Regions from separate parts of the Homo sapiens genome. Here region 1 is linked to region 2. A link is an interaction called in ENCODE POLR2A ChIA-PET data of the cell type or tissue named here. Cell type or tissue: IMR-90. All regions are shown on one strand. Links, peaks and the distances in the headings refer to the core of each region. The heading gives the core; the rest is flanking DNA. Region 1 overlaps ACAD10 (acyl-CoA dehydrogenase family member 10). Region 2 overlaps ATXN2 (ataxin 2).

Evidence for each region. Peaks named below come from ENCODE experiments on the same cell type or tissue, not always from the same donor. Only the 100,000 strongest peaks of a DNase experiment are listed, where the experiment ranks them.
Region 1: POLR2A ChIA-PET joins it to region 2 with 9 read pairs; 2 of 35 experiments call an interaction of 5 or more read pairs at or near these places.

Annotation. Positions count from the first base shown.
Region 1 is chr12:111,730,498-111,735,873 of GRCh38, reverse strand. It overlaps ACAD10 (acyl-CoA dehydrogenase family member 10), which reads right to left. Exons shown (of 21, transcript NM_025247.6): 11 at 1,806-1,951. Among named protein-coding and RNA genes, the nearest start is that of ALDH2, 34 kb to the left of the region's middle. In IMR-90, for the core only: no CTCF peak of the experiment used is centred there; no DNase peak of the experiment used is centred there.
Region 2 is chr12:111,582,150-111,587,525 of GRCh38, reverse strand. All of the region lies in intron 1 of ATXN2 (ataxin 2), which reads left to right. Among named protein-coding and RNA genes, the nearest start is that of ATXN2, 14 kb to the left of the region's middle. In IMR-90, for the core only: no CTCF peak of the experiment used is centred there; a DNase peak (open chromatin) is centred at 2,395; H3K27ac peaks cover 670 bases.

The DNA.
Region 1 (5,376 bases), core at 102-5,101, 150 kb before region 2:
AGGGAGACTCCATCTCAAAAATAAATAAACAAATAAACAAATAAATAAATAAATATAAAAATAAAAAGATCTCACCAAATTATGAAAATGATAATTATAGCAAATAAAATAATTTCACGGGCCAGGCGCAGTGGCTCACGCCTGTAATCCTAGCACTTTGGGAGGCCAAGGCGGGCGGATCATGAGGTCAGGAGATCGAGACCATCCTGGCTAACACGGTGAAACCCCATGTCTACTACAAAAACAAAAATTTAGCCGGGCGTGGTGGTGGGTGCCTGTAGTCCCAGCTACTTAGGAGGCTGAGGCAGGAGAATGGTGTGAACCTGGGAGGTGGAGCTTGCAGTGAGCTGAGATCGCGCCACTGCACTCTAGCCTGGGCAACAGAGCGAGACTCCGTCTCAAAAAAAAAAAAAATTCACTTATTTCCTCCAGTTGTGACATTTTCATGATTTAGAAGCATGTAATATATTCCATTCCTAGGTATTAATCTTAGGAGTATACCTTATATATAGGCAAATATATTACTACAAGGATGTTCACTGCCTTTTTTTCATGGAAGTAGGGGAAGTAATACTAAAAAATTGGAAACAAATTAAATATCTAAATAGGAATTAACCCAAATGTCTTCCCTTAATTCTTTTTTTTTTTTTGAGATGGAGTCTTGCTCTGTTGCCTAGGCTCGAGTGCAGTGGCGCCATCTCAGCTCATTGCAAGCTCCGCCTCCCGGGTTCACACCATTCTCCTGCCTCAGCCTCCTGAGTAGCTGGGACTACAGGTGCCCACCACCACGCCCAGCTAATTTTTTTGTATTTTTAGTAGAGACGGGGTTTCACCATGTTAGCCAGGATGGTCTCGATCTCCTGACCTCGTGATCCACCCGTCTCGGCCTCCCAAAGTGCTGGGATTACAGGCGTGGGCCACCGCGCCCGGCCGTCTTCCCTTAATTCTATACAATAAAATTATATGCTCTCATTAAAAATTATGCTATAGAAGAAATACTTAATGTCATGAAAACATGTCTACAGTATACAATGAAGTGAAAAAAAGCATGCCATTAGATCATGTTACATTTTTGTTTTGTTTTAGGAAATGTACATATACACACAGAAGAAAAGATGACATGGATAGATACTGAAATGTCAGCAAATGGTTATCTCTGGGACTACTAATGATTTTAACTGTTTTGTTGTTGTTGCTATCTGTTGGCTCTAGTATTTTCACAATAAATGTGGTTTGTTTTTGTTTTTTTTGAGATGGAGTCTCGCCCTGTTGCCCAGGCTGGAGTGCAATGGCATGATCTCAGCTGACTGCAACCTCTGCCTCCCAGGTTCAAACAATTCTCCTGCCTCAGCCTCCCGAGTAGCTGGGGTTACAGGCACACGCCACCACGTCCAGCTAATTTTGTATTTTTAGTAGAGACAGGGTTCACCATGTTGGCCAGGCTGGTCTGGAACTCCTGACCTTGTGATCCACCCGCCTTGGCCTCCCAACGTGCTGGGATTACAGGCATGAGACACCACACCCAGCCACAATGAATGTGTTTTTAATTTAAAACCCTAAATAGAAGTTAGCTGTGTAAAAGCATAAGCGGTACCTATACAGGCATACTTTTCACTTAAAACACATCCTATATCCACTTTCCCGTAAATGTGACAGGACTGCATTCTAGTTATGTTTCCCACCAGAACCACCAGGACCTCACTTTCACTTCCCCCGCCCAATCACGGACTACTTCAGCTGAGTTTGCTCCCAAATGCTTGGAGAACTGGCTTGCTCCCCCACTATCCTCCAGCAGCAGTTCCTACCTCTCAGCACGGGAAAACTGGATGGCAGGTAATGAGCCAGGCAGCTGTAGGCCACATCAGCAAGGGGGTCGCCCAAGGTAGAAAGTTCCCAGTCAAGGACAGCAAGCACCTCTGGCTCTTCTGGATGAAACACCAGGTTGTCGAGCCTGAAAAGTCGCAGGAGGAATAGAGACAGCACTAAGAAAACTGCCGGCTAGGGTGGATTCTGCGTGGTCTGTTTGCCCTTTAGGCTTGGCTCCCCACCCTCCCATCCCCTCTGTGCCCGGGTGCCTGAGCTCCCTGGGCTGTGTGCTCCAAAGGCTCCCTTGCCCTCTGGCTTCCAGCTGGACTCAGCCAATCAAAAGCAGGAGATGGGAAAGGGCCTGGTTATTTATTTCCCCAGCTCCTTCTCTGCAGCCTTCCCCAGAGAGCTAGCCTCTCTGGGTTCCGGGAATTACTCCCTCCCTGTGATGGTTTTAAAACAGATCTGTAAATCCTTTGACACTCCTCCCACAAAAGGTAGAGTCTAATGCTTGGCCCAGTGAAGCATCTTGCTTCTAACAGATATAAGACACGTGGAAGTGATGCTGAGGGATTCCTGAAACTAGACTAGGTCAGAAAACGTGATACAGCTTCTGCCCAGCCCTCTGTCTCTTGAAACACACTATTTTGGAGCCCTGAGCCCCCAGGTAAGAAGTCCAGGGCTGAGAGCAATGGTTCATGCCTGTAATCCCCACATTTTCGGAGGACTGCTTAAGCTCAGGAGTTCAAGACCAGCCCGGGCAACATAACAAGATCCTATCTCTACAAAAAAAAATTTAAAAATTAGCTGAGCGTGGTAGTGCACGCCTGTAGTCCCAGCTACTCAGGAGGCTAAGGTGGGAGCATCACTGAGCCCAGGAGTTGGTGGCTGCAGTGAGTTATGTTCCAGCCTATGAATTGCCACTACACTCCAGCCTGGGTGACAGTGCAAGATCCTGTCTCAAAAAAAAAAAGTCCAGTTACCCAGAAGTTGCCATGCTGGAGAGACCATGTGGGAACCACAAAGAGACAGAAAGAGAGGCCCAAGGAGCCCGGCTGTTAATATCTTCTCTGCCCAGGGCCAGCATGCTAGCAAGTCTTCAGAAGATCCAGCCCCACCCGACAGCCGCCCTACTTTGAAATAAGCTGTCCTGTCCCCAGACTGCAAAGATTCATAAGCAAAATGACTGCTGTCGTTGTTGACAGCCACTCAGTTCTGACAAAGTTTGTTGTAGAGTAGCAATAACCACAGCACATGCTTGCCCTGTCAGACTGACCCCTCACTGTTACTGGCCCCGGGACTCCACGCTGTTCTTCAGCGGTTCCTCTAAACCACGCTATATTGAACTAAATAACCCTATATTGAACTCTCCCCAGATAGCCTCTTTCATGCTTTCTGTTTCCTGCCAGGGCTGTCTGTAATGCATGCTTTATTTAAAAGAAAAAGTAAACATCAAGCATGCAGAAAAATACAGAGAATGACATAATGACAGAACTCATGTGTCCACCTTCCAGATTTAACAGATATTGTACGTGCTTTTTTGTTACATTTGCTTCAGATTTTTTAAAAATGAGATTTACTGCTACCCTGAAGTTGGTATATATCAGTCTCAGACATTTCTATATTTCTCTTATCTATACCTGTACCTATATACCACATATAGTGTTCTTTCAATTATTTTTAAATTTTCATAAATGATATATTACCCTTTTGAAACTTTTTTCTACTTCGATTATCTTTTTTGAGACTTATGACTTATGTACAGCAAATTGGTTTATTTTACTCACTAAATAGAATTCCAACATATGGCCAAACTACACTTTATTTATCATGTATTATAATTACAAGCATGACCAAAACAAACATCTTCACCTGAGTCTCTTGGTGCAAAGCTGCAGCAGATGCTTCTTTACAAGAAACGATGGGTTGTAGCATATTCCCATCTTCCATGTTACTGCCCATTACTTTTCTTTTTTTGTTGTTTTTTGAGATGGAGTCTCACTCTGTCACCCAGGCTGGAGTGCAGTGGTGCGGTCTTGGCTCACTGCAACCTCTGCCTCCCGGGTTCAAGTGATTCTCCTGCCTCACCCTCCCGAGTAGCTGGGATTACAGGGGCACCACCACACTCAGGTAATTTTTATATTTTTAATAGACATGGGATTTTGGCATGTTGGCCAGGCTGGTCTCGAACTCCTGACCTCAAGTGATCTGCCCGCTTTCGCCTCCCAAAGTGCTGGGATTACACGCTTGAGTCACCGTGCCTGGCCACTGCCTACTACTTTTCAAAGTAGCTGCAGCAGTTTATGCTCCCACCACCGCTGATTCACTCCACTAGCAAGAAATGTTCTTCTATCCATCAAAAGACAGAACTATCTCTGACTGTGTTGATCAATAAGCAGCAGCACGCTCTCTAAAATCAGAGGATGCCTTTCCTGGAGGCAACATCCTAAATGATCATCATACTTCACTATAGCTAGGGGAGGGGGTGCTCAGACTGCACTGGATATCTCCTGCCTGCTGTATACTTGATCACATTCGTGGATTGTTGAGGTGCCAAGAGAAGCAAAGACAAGGTCCACGGAGCAGCTGTTGTGGGCTGGTGACACAAAGGCCACCTGAGGTCTTCCCCGCCAAAGGAAATACATGGCAATGGCTGGCAAGGAAAGTGTTGTCAGGCAAGTGCTCTAGAATCCCAAGTGGAGAAAGAAGATGGAGGAGGGGGTCAAATGCAGCCCAACTGCATGCCACGTTCAAGGCAGTGTGGGGGAAGCACTTGGCCCCATCAGTCTCTGATGCAGAAGCAGGTTCCTCAAGCTCCCGTGATGACCACATGACAAAGAAAGCTCAGCTGTCCACTCTCAGACCCAGGGGGATCCCCAAAGGTGGCTGGCTAACGGAAGAAGCCGGGAGCGAGGGACACCGGTCAAGCCAATGAAGAGAGGCCAATCAAATTTGGAAGGCAAAGAAATGTCTTTAAGGCTGGGCATGGTGGCTCATGCCTATAATCCCAGCACTCTGGGAGGCCAAAGTGGGCAGATCACTTGAGGGCAGGAGTTTGAGACCAGCCTGATCAATATGATGAAACCCCATCTCACATTTTTGTATTACTAAAAATGTATTGTATTTTTGGATTACCAAAAATACAAAAGTTAGCCACACATGGTGGTGCACACCTGTAATCCCAGCTGCTCGGGAGGCTGGGGCGGGAGAATTGCTTGAACCCAGGAGGTGGGGTAGGCAGTGAGCTGAGATCACGCCACTGCACTCCAGCCTGGGCGACTGAGTGAGACGATGTCTAAAAAAAAAAAAAAAAGAAACGGAAATGTCTTTAAAATTAGCCTTCACTGTCTAGTCTTGTTTAATAAAAGGCCTGAGTCCCCAGATGGGCAAGAAGACAAGCCAAATAAGGCATGCTTGCATCAAAAGCAGGTCTCCAGGTGCTGCGAAGCAGAAAACACTATAAACACTACCCTATAAAAGTACCTAACGGGCAGTTTTCACAGCAAGAGATGATAAGATAAAGCTAGACACTGCCGCCAGACGCCAGGCATACTGAAGTTCCCATTTTAG
Region 2 (5,376 bases), core at 62-5,061:
TGCCACCATGCCTGGCTTTTGTATATTTTGTAGAGACAGGGTTTAGCCATGTTGCCCAGGCTGGTCTCAAACTCTTAAATTCAAATGATCCACCCACCTAGTTTTCCCAAAGTGCTTTAATTACATGTGTGAGGCACCGTGGCTGGCCAGGTCAAATATTTTTCATTGACGTTTTTCATATTGCTTTTTAAAGTCATGTTAAAATATTCTTAATAATTTTTCTAAGTGGAATTAATCTTGATTATAATTTTAGTTTTTTATAAAGGGCGGGTTTTGAAACAAGTACTGCATTTTTCTTTTCGGGTTTATAAACATTTGCTGTGGACTTTGTGCAGTTAACTATTTTCATTCCTGAAACACATTTCGAAATCAGGAATTGAAGACTAAATGTCTTTTCACTGAAGCTTGAGCAGATTTTAGAAAGGGGAGTTCTTTTTTTTTTTTTTTTTTTTGGTAGAAATGGGGGTCTTGTTATGTTGCCCAGGCTGGCCTCCAACTTCTGGGCTTAAACTGTCCTCCTGCTTTAGCCTCTGGTCTGGAGAGTTCTTTATGGCCTCTTTGAGAACTTTTACTTTACACATGATTCTATCTAGCTTTCTTTTCTGATGTACATATTGGCAGCAAGTAGAAAAGCAATGTTTTCAGAGGCAGATATATTAACAGCAATGAGAAATAACAGTAGCGTGATAGAAAGTTGAAAGACTTAGCTGGGTGCGGTGGCTCACGCTTGTAATCCCAGCACTTTGGGAGGCCAAGGAGGGTGGATCACTTGAGGTCAGGAGTTCGAGACCAGTCTGGCCAACATGGTGAAACCCTGTCTCTACTGAAAAACAGAAAAAGGGCCGGGCGTGGTGGCTCACCCCTGTAATCCCAGCACTTTGGGAGGTTGAGGAGGGCGGATTACAAGGTCAAGAGATTGAGACCATTCTGGCCAACAGGGTGAAACCCCATCTCTACTAAAAATACAAAAAAATTAAATGGGCGTGGTGATGTGTGCCTGTAGTCCCAGCTACTCGGGAGGCTGAGGCAGGAGAATTGCTTGAACCCGGGAGGCAGAGGTTGCAGTGAGCCGAGATCGGGCCACTGCACTGACGACAGAGGGAGACTCCGTCTAAAAAAAAAAAAAAAAAAAAAAAACCAGACTTGGGGCTGGGCGGGCGCCTGTAATCCCAGCTACTTGGGAGGCTGAGGCAGGAGAATCGCTTGAACCCGGGAGGTGAAGGTTGCAGTGAGCTCAGATTGTGCCACTGTGCCCCAGCCTGGGCCACAGAGCAGAGTGAGACTCTGTCTCAAAAAAAAAAAAAAAGTTTGGAAGACTGGTGGCTGGGCATGGTGGCTCACACCTGTAATCCCAACACTTTGGGAGGCTGAAGCAGGCAGATTACCTGAGCCCAGGAGTTCAAGTCCAGCCTGGGCAACACAGGGAAACCCCATCTCAACAAAAAATATTAATACAAAAAATTTAGCCAGTCATGGTCGTGCACTTCTGTAGTCTCAGCTACTTGGGAGGCTGAGGCAGGTGGTTCACTTAAGTCTGGATGTCGAGGTGAGCCATGATTGCACCACTGCACTCCAGCCTGGGCGTTAAAATGAGACCTTATCTCAAAAAAACAAAGCAAAGAGCCTGGGAACTACTAAAATGGGAACTACTAAAAAACAGACACAAGAGCTCAACAAGTATACCATTCTGGGAGGTTTTTTTTTTTTTTTTTTTTTTTTTTTTTGAGATGGAGTTTTGCTCTTGTCACCCAGGCTGGAGTGCAATGGCGCCATCTCTGCTCACTGTAGTTCCGCCTCCCAGGTTCAAGCAGTTCTCCTGCCTGACTCCTGAGTAGCTGGGAGTACAGATATTGGTCACACACCGGGTTAATTTTTGTATTTTTAGTAGAGACGGGGTTTCCCCATTTTGGCCAGGCTGGTCTCGAACTCCTGACCTCAGGTGATCCGCCTGCTTCAGCCTCCCAAAGTGCCGGGACCACAGGCGTGAGCCACCGCACCTGGCTTTTTTTTTTTGACATAGAATCTTGTTCTGTTGCCCAGGCTGGAGTGCAATGGTACAATCTTGGCCCACTGCAACCTCTGCCTCCCAGCTTCTAGCGATTTTCCTGCCTCTGACTCCTGAGTAGCTGGGATTACGGGTGCCCGCCACCACACCCGGATAATTTTTGTATTTTTAGTAGAGATGGGGTTTTGCCATATTGGCCAGGCCGGTCTTGAACTCCTGACCTCAGATGATCCACCTGCCTAGGCCTCCCAAAGTGCCGGGATTACAGGCGTGAGCCACCACTCCCGGCCTGGGAGTTTTGACTGTAAGTTTATAGCTGTATATCTTAGGCCCTAAGGGCATTACTGTTTTATAGCACAGTGTAGTTAGTTAATGTGCTCATAATGGTGACTCATAACACCAGGTTAAATGATTTTTTATATCTCCCAAAGAAGTATTTTTCAATCTGCAGATCATGACCCCTTAGTAGATTGTGAAACACATTAGTGGATTATGACAAGCATTTTTAGAAAAATGAAAAAGAATAAGAAGTGTTAGGATGCATTGCATTATTGAAATAATTGTTTTTGAGATGGAGTTTCGCTCTTAGTTGCCGAGGCTGGAGTGCAATGGCCCGATCTGCCTCCCGGGTTCAAGTGATTCTCCTACCTCAGCCTCCTGAGTAGCTGGGATTACAGACATGCTCCACCATGCCTGGCTAATTTTGTATTTAGTTTTAGTAGAGATGGGGTTTCTCCATGTTGGTCAGGCTGGTCTTGAACTCCTGACCTCAGGTGATCCACTTGCCTCGGCCTCCCAAAGTGCTGGGGATACAGGCATGAACCCCTGTGCCCGGCCTAATTTTTGTATTTTTAGTAGAGATGGGGTTTCACCATGTTGGCCAGGATAGTCTTGATCTCTTGACCTCGTAATCTGCCCACCTCGACTCCCAAAGTGCTGGGATTACAGGTGTGAGCCACTGCACCCAGCTGCCAAGAATTGTTTTAAGCTTTGGTTTGAGTTAATGTATATATACCGCATTGTAATTCAAAATGTAATTTTTGGCCAACTCTGGGCACATTGCCTATGGACTAGTCCTGCTCTGCCACGAGCAGCAACAGTTCAATGAATTTTTTTTTTTTTTTTTTTTTTTTTTTTTTTTTTGAGACAGGGTCTCTGTCACCAAGGCTAGAATGTAGTGGTGCAGTCTCGGCTCACTGCAACCTCTGTTTCCTGGGCTCAAGCGATCCTCCCACCTCAGCCTCCTGAGTAGCTGGGAGTACAGGAGCACGCTACCATGCCTGGCTAATTTTTGTATTTTTTGAAGAGATGAGGTTTTGCCATGTTGTTCAGGCTAGTCTTGAACTCTGGAGCTCAGATGATCCACCCACCTTGGTGTCCAGAAATGCTGGGATTACAGGGATGAGCCACCGTGCCTAGCCAAAAATTTTTTTTTAAGTAATTTTTTATTGATATAGTCAAAAAAGTTACTGCTTTAGAGCCAGAGAAACGCAGTAAAAGGATTGAGAAAGAGTTTTGAGGTTATATCTAAGCTAGGGTTGTCAGATTTGGCAAATAGAAATACAGGACACTCAGTTAAATTTGAATTTTTGATGAACATTGACCAGTTTTTTAGTATAATTGTGTATTAAATTGCATAGAAAAAAGTTATTTATCTAAAGTTGAAATTTAACTGAGCATCTTGTATTTTATCTGGCAACTCCAGTCTAAGCTGGAATCATGGTTCACTGTTTTTTTTTTTTTTTTTTTTTTTTGAGTCGGAGTCTTGCTGTGTTGCCCAGGCTGGAGTGCAATGGTGCGATCTTGGCTCACTGCAACCTCCACCTCCTGTGTTCAAGTGATTCTCCTGCCTCAGCCTCCTGAATAGTTGGGATTACAGGCACCCACCACCATGCCCAGCTAATTTTTATATTTTTAGTAGAGACGGGGTTTTCGCCATGTTGTTCAGGCTGGTCTTGAACTCCTGACCTCAGGTGGTCCGCCCACCTGGGCCTCCCAACGTGCTGGGATTACAGGCATGATCTACCGTGCCTGGCCATGGTTCACTCTTCAGTAACTAAAATTTAAGCTCTATGAAAGCAGGAACTTTGTTTTGTTCACTATTGATTGTATCCCTATTTCTTGAATGGTTGGCACTTAACTGCTTGGTCACATGTTTGAATGGGCAAGTTACTCAGCCACTCTCAGGCTTAGTTTATTTACCTATTAAAAGAGAAAGAATATCTTCCTTGGCTGGGCGCGGTGGCTCACGCCTATAATCCCAGCACTTTGGGAGGCTGAGGCGGGTGGATCACGAGGTCAGGAGATCGAGACCAACCTGGGCAACATTGTGAAACCTCATCTCTACTAAAATAGAAAAAATTAGCTGGGCATGGTGGTGCGCATCTGTAGTCCCAGCTACTCGAGAGGCTGAGGCAGGGGAATCGCTTGAACCCAGGAGGTGGAGGTTGCAGTGAGCCAAGATTGTGCCACTGCACTCCAGCCTGGGCGACAGAACGAGACTCTGTCTCCAAAAAAAAAAAAAAAACAAACAAAAAAAAAAACTGAGATACTGGCCGGGCGCGGTGGCTCGTGCCTGTAATCCCAGCACTTTGGAAGGCCGAGGCGGGTGGATCACGAGGTCAGGAGATCGAGACCGTCCTGCCTAACATGGGGAAACCCTGTCTCTACTAAAAATACAAAAAATTAGCCAGGCGTGGTGGCGGGCGCCTGTAATCCCAGCTACTTGGGAGGCTGAGGCAGGAGAATGGCGTGAACCCGGGAGGCAGAGCTTGCAGTGAGCGGAGATGGTGCCACTGCACTCCAGCCTGCTGGGCGACAGAGCGAGACTCCGTCTCAAACAAACAAACAAACAAACAAAAAAACTGAGATACTAAAGTCTTAATATTTTCTGTTTTTATGTATTTATTTTTTGAGATGGGATCTTGCTGTATTGCCCAGGTTGGAGTACAGTATTGTGATCATGGCTTATTGCAGCCTTTAACTCCTGGGTTCAAGTGATCCTCCCACCTCAGCCTCCTGAGTAGCTGGGACCACAGGCACATGCAACATCACACCCTGCAGTTCTTTTTTTTTTTTTGAGACACCGTCTCGCTTTGTCACCCAGGCTGCAGTGCGTGGTGCAATTTCTGCTCACTCTAACCTCCACCTCCCGAGTTCAAGCAGTTCTGCCTCAGCCTCCTGAGTAGCTTGGGACCACATGTGTGTGCCATCATGCCTGGTTAATTTTTTGTATTTTTAGTAGTGACAGGGTCTTACCATGTTGCCCAGGTTGGTCTCAAACTCCTGAGCTCAAGTGATCTGCCCGCCTTCGCCTCCCAAAGTGTCTGCGCCCTACAATTTAAAAAAATTTTTGTAGAGACAGTCTCACT